3 separate regions of the Homo sapiens genome follow, and all the other regions are linked to region 1. Evidence: read pairs that join two places in POLR2A ChIA-PET (ENCODE). Cell type or tissue: CD4-positive, alpha-beta T cell. All regions are shown on one strand. Region 1 overlaps TRAT1 (T cell receptor associated transmembrane adaptor 1). Region 2 has its middle 23 kb from the start of RETNLB. Region 3 has its middle 55 kb from the start of GUCA1C.

Region 1 (2,500 bases):
GTTTCAGTTTCCTTATCTATAAGATGTGGAAAATACCATCTAGACCCTAGGGTTCTTGTAAGAATTACACACACACACACACACACACACACACACACATCTTTGCATAGTGCTGGGGACTTAGTAGGTCAGTCCTAGATCTGGTGCAGCCCATCACCATACCTAGTGGCCGTGTTGTTTCCTTCCTTCTTTCCACAAATAATTATTAAGGATCTACTATGGCTATATGTCATCCCATGTAATTTTCACATCTGTTATTTTGGTGAACATTGGTTTCTCTGGCTACTTTGCTGCTCCCACCATCCCTATGCCCCTCTAAGTCCTCTCCAGCTCCAACTTCACTTTCCTCATCTCTATATTATTTAACACATCTGTACAACACCCTGAGCTTTAGCACTAAATGTTGTGGTCATGTATGTCACATTCAGGTCCATTTCAGAGAGTTTTCTGTAGAGTTTTATGGAATTGATTCTAAACATTAGCTTATCACAAAACCTTTTATTTGAGCAGTAATGTACCCTCATTAGGTGGAGCATACACTGGAACTTGCATTTTATTGGTGTGCAATTGATGTATTCATCAACGCTAAGAATGTCCTTTGTTCTTATCCCACCTCCACCCTTTCTCTCTGCCCCAACTTCTCCTAACATCTTTTCCCAAGTATTAGTAATAGCTCTGCCTTTCTTTCCATCCCATATGAACAAATAGAACTATCTTTGTTTCTAACCCAGAGATTTCAAATATATTTCAGAACTGCTCTGCAAACAGTTCAGTTCCTTCCAATCTTCCTGAAGAAGACTTCCTGCCTTATTTCTCTGGGACAAACAAACTATAATAAAAGAGATTCTATTGTATCAACTGGCTTTTCTGCCACTTGGGCTGTGAATGAAATGCCCCTGTATCTGGCCTCATATAACTTTTTATGTTTGCATCTTTTTGTTACTCTTTGTGGCTGAGAAATTTGCAAGATCTGACTCCACCTTGGTTAGTCAGTGAATAAGTTTTGCTGGTGTAATAAATAGCGTTCAAAAGAAAATCTCCATTTCAGCAACAATACAATATCTGCACATTCAATCAGATAGACCAGATAAGCCTCCCCTTGATGTTTTCTGTAGCAGCTAGGTAGAAGCTTTGAAATGGAGTTCTCTCATTCTCCCTAAAATAAATCCTTCATTTTTTATGTGATTCTTTGTTCAAATCTGTTCTTTAGGAGGATTATATTTATTTCTTTTTCTGATAGGAGTGCATTCACTTTTTCCTTCTTTAAATCCAAAAACTATTCTTTGTTTAACTCTTCCTCTCTGGTTTGGAAAGAAGGATAAACAAGCGTATGGTTTGGTCATACATCAAAGTCCTATCAGTAGGAAATTATGGCATCTTCACATTTAACATGTATCAGAGAAATTTCATTATGGAGTTTAAACTATGTGCCGTTGTCTATTCTTGTACATAGGAGGGTTAACACTCTAAGAGGAAAAACATAAAAGCAAACATATTTGCATCACACCCTCTCAACTACAAACCTGACCACAAGTGTTTGCATCTGAATCACAGGAGAGGATTATGAGAGCTCACCTAGTTCTTCCCACGCACAGTCTTGCACATTTCATTGCTTTATAGCAAAGCATACACTTTTTTTATTTTGCTAAATGTCATTGAAATCACCAGGCAGCTTTTAAATTAAGTCATGCCACTTATTTTTAAATAAACTTTTGAGCCTTCATGACAGAGCAAACTTTTCAGAAGCCTGAGCTTGCTGGCTTTTATTCTGAGCTGTAACCTCTGAACTTCTCACTACGGCTCATTTAAAGAGATTATAACCTTCTTCTAGGGAGGACTGCAAAACAAAATTACCCAAGTACTGATGGCTCAGCTGCAGATTATACATTTACATCCTAAAAGTAGCATGGAATGGGGTGCCCTTGAACTTCTTACATCCCATTTCAGGTGCTCCCTTTAACCATTACTTGTTTTCTTTATTTTCCCCCCAAATTGGTTTAGTCCCTTTCCTTCCATCTAAACATCACATTATTATATTGTATCCTTTATATAGTTGCTTCTATTTCCTTTTTCCCACACAGTTTTTGTCTTTTTTTTCTTTTATTCCCCTATTGATAATACATTCAGCACATTCCCATTCAATAGAGTTAGTTGTTTGTTTGTATTTATTTATTTATTTATTTATTTATTTATTTATTTATTTTTTGAGAAAGTCTTGCTCTGTCGCCCAGGCTGGAGTGCAGTGGCACGATCTCAGCTCACTACAACCTCTGCCTCCTGGATTCAAGCGATTCCCCTGCCTCAGCCTCCCGAGTAGCTGGGACTACAGGCGCATGCCACCATGCCCAGCTAATTTTTTGTATTTTAGTAGAGATGGGGTTTCACCATTTTGGCCAGGATAGTCCCGATCTCCCGACCTCGTGATCTGCCCACCTTGGCCTCCCAAAGTGCTGGGATTACAGGCATGAGCCACCGTGCCCGGCCAGAGTTAGTTTTTATG
Region 2 (2,500 bases), 55 kb before region 1:
CATTTCCTAACTCTCAAAGAGGTAAAAGAGTAAATTCTAGAAGAAGGGTTTCAAAGTGTTTTCCAAGAAGAAATAAATGTCATGTTAGCTCTATTGGCTCTGGTGCATGAACTTTTATACATTTCCACTCTTCTACTGTTTTGCTAGTTCCTGGATACCAAAACTAAGTCTTCATTGAGCTCTACCCTCAACACTGTATTATTATTATAATGAGACTGGGCTCATTCCTCATTGCCTTATTTCTTCTCCAGGTCCAGGCAGCTGACTGAGGTCCAATTATCATAGACTCAACTACTTTATTTAATGAAAGTAATTTAATAAATCAGGCAAAGTGGAATTTTAAGCCAAAAACACTAAGTCAGATAAAGACAACTAATTTATATTAATAAAATATGTAATCTATCAAGAAGATAAAACAGGGATGAATATTTAAATACTGATTAACAACATAAAATCCATAAAATTAAGAAATGAATAGAAGTAAAAGGAAAAATAGAAAAAAAAAAACCCACAGTGTAGGAAACACTCCCGTCAAAGGTTGACATTTCAAGTGATAAAATAATAATAGTCATGTAAGGCATTTTGAAAACAGTTAGTTCAATTGACTTAACAGCCATAAAAATAGAATTTGGATGCCTTGCTATTTGGCACCTCTCTGCTTTAAGTCATGCTGTTCCTTCGGTCTAGAAAGCCCTTTCCTGCTGTCTCTATTTACTTATTTTTAAGTCCGTCTTCAAATGCTGGTTTCTCAAGGATGCCTTCTCCCCAGTAGGATTAAGCACAGCATCCTACATATCCCTGCATCCTGGACTTATTTTATTGTGCTTTCTAGTGTCTCTGGTTATTTCCTAGTCTGGTTTCTCATAGATCATGAGGGCAACAGTCATATTCCCATCTTTGCATCCCCAATATTCAGTACACTGCATGGTGGGTGTGGGTCTCTCTCTTTCATCAATGGAGGTGAGGCCTATTTTGGAAAAACTAGAGTATGCTCAGTAGCTAGACCATTGAGCCAATAGAAGGCCCATCTATATTAAGATGATTTCATTCCTTCTCAAAACGGCCAAATTACCTGAAGGGCTCTGCTATTTCCCATAGAAGGAAATGGCATTAGAGAGAAAAATCAAAAGCCATCAAGTGTAGAAAGTAATGGGTTCAAGATATTTAAAGATTGGAATTGTCAAAGAAAAGATAAATATCAGCCCAACAAGAAAGCAAAGCGTTTTCCTCTTCCTGACTAAAACACAGCATCCAGACAAGCTACTCAGCCGGCCTCTGCCTCACATGCCAATGTGGTTCGAAGTGTGCCCACCCACACCCACTTCCCAGGAGCTGTGTTGTGGCAACTGAGAACCAGCTGAGCTCAGCCGCACTGCTGCACCTGAGGAAATGGAGCAGAGAGGCCTGGTGGTGCAGGTGTTGGGCTTATATCCTGTCCTTTCACAAGAGCAGCCTGAAGCCAAAATGTGGGTGGGGAGTGTCTTCTGAAGACTTGCTAATCTCATTTAGTACCTTGGTTTTGGAAGGGTTTCTGAGAGGCAACTTGTCACTGTGACTATGAGGGAAGATTTATCTGCTTAAGTTGGTCCATGTCTAATTCTGCCTCCTGATATAGGCACTCTCCGTTAACTCGATCTTATTTTATCATAGTGGTGACAGATGGGAATTTTTGTGAAGAATTTTACCAAGAAACAGATATAAAATAAAAACAAACAAGGGAAGCATGATAGCGAGAAGCAACTGAATGTATTTTAATTCATCGGTTCATTTAAGAAATATTCTTGGAGGGCCTACTTGTGATAAACTCTTCTTAGGATTTTCTGTGAAAACTTTTCAGAAAGGTAACGTCAGAGGTGGGTAGTAGATGTTCACCAGCTGAAGGAGGAAGGGGGTCACATAGCAGGCTTTGCAGGCAGAGAGTACAGCATGTACAAGAATGCATGAAAGAGCATGGTGTGCTTCATGAAATGATAAGGAATTTGGTGTTTTGGTGTAGTCAAAATGAAAGAAGTTGGTAAGGGAAGGGGATTAAGAATCAGGTCCCAACCAAATCCCAAATCCCATTTTTGGGATGAGTTCAGCTTTATCATTTTCTATTCTTCTTTAACTGAGATACAAACTCCCACGGGGAGCACAAAATGTTATATGCAAGCGATGAAATAATTGTGACTTCCCTGTAGAATTCTCGGGTACTTTTGAGTAATTGGGGGATCTTTAACAGTTTGATCACATACATGCACAAGAAAAATAATCAGACTAGGATCTCCTCCATGTTAACCAACCTTTCTCAGAAAAGTCCAGACTAGGCTGGGCATGGTGGCTCACACCTGTAGTCTCAGCACTTTGGGAGGCCCAGGTGGGCAGATGATTTGAACTTAGGAGTTCGAGACCAGCCTGGGCCACCTGGCAAAACCTTCTCTCTACACAAAATACAATAATTAGCTGGGCATGGTGGTGCATATCTGTAGTTCCAGATACTCAAGAGGCTATGGTGAGAGGA
Region 3 (2,500 bases), 64 kb after region 1:
TTTATCAGAAAAGAATCCTCCGCATAGAAAAATAAACTGTATACCAATTAGACCAGACAGTAAATCTGGAGAGATCCAAGCTCTGGTCAGGTCCAGCTTTACTCTTTTTACAAGACCTAGGAGAGGAGCTCACAGAGATAAAAGAGGAAGATACACTCAGTGTGCTATTGTTACAGCTCACATTTTTTCTCTTTCACTTTTACATTTTTGTCTTTCACTTTTCTTTCCCCTAACTGACCTATAAATTCAATGTTATTCTCATAGACAATCCCAGCAGTGGTTTTGTGAAAACTGGCAAGCTGACTTTACATTTTACCTAAAAATACCAAGGGTCAGGTATAGCCAAGGAAATTGCAAGAAGAAAAAAGAAAGCAGATATCAGATATCAAGACTTATTGTAATGTTATAGTAATTTACAGAATATGGTATTGATGCAGGAATAGACAAATAGATCAATAAAACTCAACAGAGCATTTTTTTAACCTTTAAACCAATTTCAGACTTACAGAAAAGTTGTAAAAACAGTACAAAGAATTCCCTCATATCTGTCAACCTCCTTCTCCGAATGTTACCATCAGATTGATTTTCAAAGCAACTTTAAATTTGACATATAAAATTGTTTTCTAAGTTTTGTTTTAATTTGTGGGTTTTTTTCTTATCATCTGTGACCCTGAAATATTTTTTGTATGTTTAGTAGTCAGTGTATTTTCTCCTTTGCAAATTTTCTATCCTGATAGTTTCCCCATCTTTGGAATCTTCGCGTTGTTCTTGTAAATTTGTCTGAGGTTTTGTATTTTAAATGTGTTAGATGTGTTTGTCGTACTTGTACAAACGAATTTAACTTATTCTTTTCTTTTTAATTTTTTGATTACATAGTTTTGTGTTTTTAAGTATTTAAAAAATCTATTTATATTTTGAGAACCATTTTGCATTTAGTGGTGGTACATCATTTTATTTTTTCAGGATATATTTTGAATTCTGGAAAAAGCCAGAAACAATTAGTAAGTCAAGTGTCCAGAGTACAGATAAACAAATGTTACTGTGGTAAGAAAACTACAGATCAAAAACCAAAACCATCAGCAGCTGGATGATAATATGATGATAACATTATGATTTTCTTGTGTGATCAAGCAATTGCTTAAAAGCCAATTTCAAAAATATTTTTTAAATGGCAGCATCAGTTGGATGATATGAGATCCCATGGAAATTAATTTGAAGGATAACAGAAAAAACTATTTTCCCATTATGACTTCTGCGATCTAATGAAGGGACACATAGTATGAAAGACTCTGAATTTCTTTCACAGTATGAAAGAAATTGAGTTTTGTTAGCTCTGTCACTTTTAAGGTGTGTAATTATTGACAAGGTTTGTATTTCCTCTGTTCATTCAACATATTTGTTAAGTGCCTACTATGCACTAGGCTGTGTCTTAAGTGCTGAGTATCTGTTAATAAACTAAAGAGCCAAAAATCTTTGCCTTGTAGAATTCATATTCCAGAGAAGACAAACAAAGAATAAACAAAATAAACAATGGCATAGTAGGTTAGAAGATAGCAAACACTACCTTCTAACATTACTTCTAAAATTAAGTAGGGTAGGAGCATAGAGGGTGTGAGGGTGAAGGAAATGGACTTTTGCAATTTAGAAAGGTGGTCAGGAAAGGCCTCACTGAGAAGGTTACAATTTAGCAAAAGCTTCAATGGAGCAAAAGCTTGATGGAGGCGAAAGAAAAAGTCGTGTTGATATTCTGGAGGTAAATATCCCAGGCAGAGGAGAGCAAGAGCCAAGTCCCTGAGGAGGGCTGTGCTTGGAGTGGTTTAGAAGTGGCCTCTGTGGCTGAAGTGGAGTGAATGAGGGCAAGAGTAGCAGCAAATGAAGCGAGAAAAATAAGGGGAGAAGAGCAGGTAGATTATGCAAAGCCCTAAAGGCCACTCTGAGAACTTTGGCTTTTATCTTGAATGAAAATAGGAGCTACATGAGAGTTTTAAATCAGGATCTGCCTTATGCTTTTTTAAAACAATAATATGTATTTTTATTATAGCATAATTTTTTTTCACTCGGCAACCACTCATGAACATTTTCCTGTGTCAATATACGTTTATCTATAGGTAAGATTATTTTTTCTTTTTTTAATTTATGCATAATAGATGTACATAGTTTGGGGGTACATGTAATAATTTGATATATTCATATAATTTGTAAAGATCAAGTCAGTGTGCCTTATGCTTTAATTGGATCACTCTGGCTGCTCTATTGAGAATAGACTGTGGAGGGACAAGGGTTGAAGTGGGGAGATTAGTTAGGAAATCGCTAGAATAATCCAGATGAGACATAGTGACAGCCTAGCACAGGCCAGTAGGGTAAGAGGTAGTAGCTTGGTACAGAAAGGGTTCAAATTCTAGATATATTTCAATTTAATTTTCTCATATATACCGATCTGAATAATAGGTATTAAATGATAGTCATAATAGCTACATGTATATCAAAATTATCTTAATGA

What was found. Peaks named below come from ENCODE experiments on the same cell type or tissue, not always from the same donor. Only the 100,000 strongest peaks of a DNase experiment are listed, where the experiment ranks them.
Region 2: POLR2A ChIA-PET joins it to region 1 with 5 read pairs; 3 of 35 experiments call an interaction of 5 or more read pairs at or near these places.
Region 3: POLR2A ChIA-PET joins it to region 1 with 6 read pairs; 2 of 35 experiments call an interaction of 5 or more read pairs at or near these places.

What each region holds. Positions count from the first base shown.
Region 1 is chr3:108,833,734-108,836,233 of GRCh38, forward strand. The region is part of intron 2 of TRAT1 (T cell receptor associated transmembrane adaptor 1); the gene reads left to right. Among named protein-coding and RNA genes, the nearest start is that of TRAT1, 12 kb to the left of the region's middle. In CD4-positive, alpha-beta T cell, no CTCF peak of the experiment used is centred here; DNase peaks (open chromatin) are centred at 88, 1,058 and 1,558; H3K4me3 peaks cover 2,500 bases; H3K27ac peaks cover 2,409 bases.
Region 2 is chr3:108,779,046-108,781,545 of GRCh38, forward strand. No RefSeq gene overlaps it. Among named protein-coding and RNA genes, the nearest start is that of RETNLB, 23 kb to the left of the region's middle. In CD4-positive, alpha-beta T cell, no CTCF peak of the experiment used is centred here; a DNase peak (open chromatin) is centred at 1,396.
Region 3 is chr3:108,897,919-108,900,418 of GRCh38, forward strand. No RefSeq gene overlaps it. Among named protein-coding and RNA genes, the nearest start is that of GUCA1C, 55 kb to the right of the region's middle. In CD4-positive, alpha-beta T cell, no CTCF peak of the experiment used is centred here; no DNase peak of the experiment used is centred here.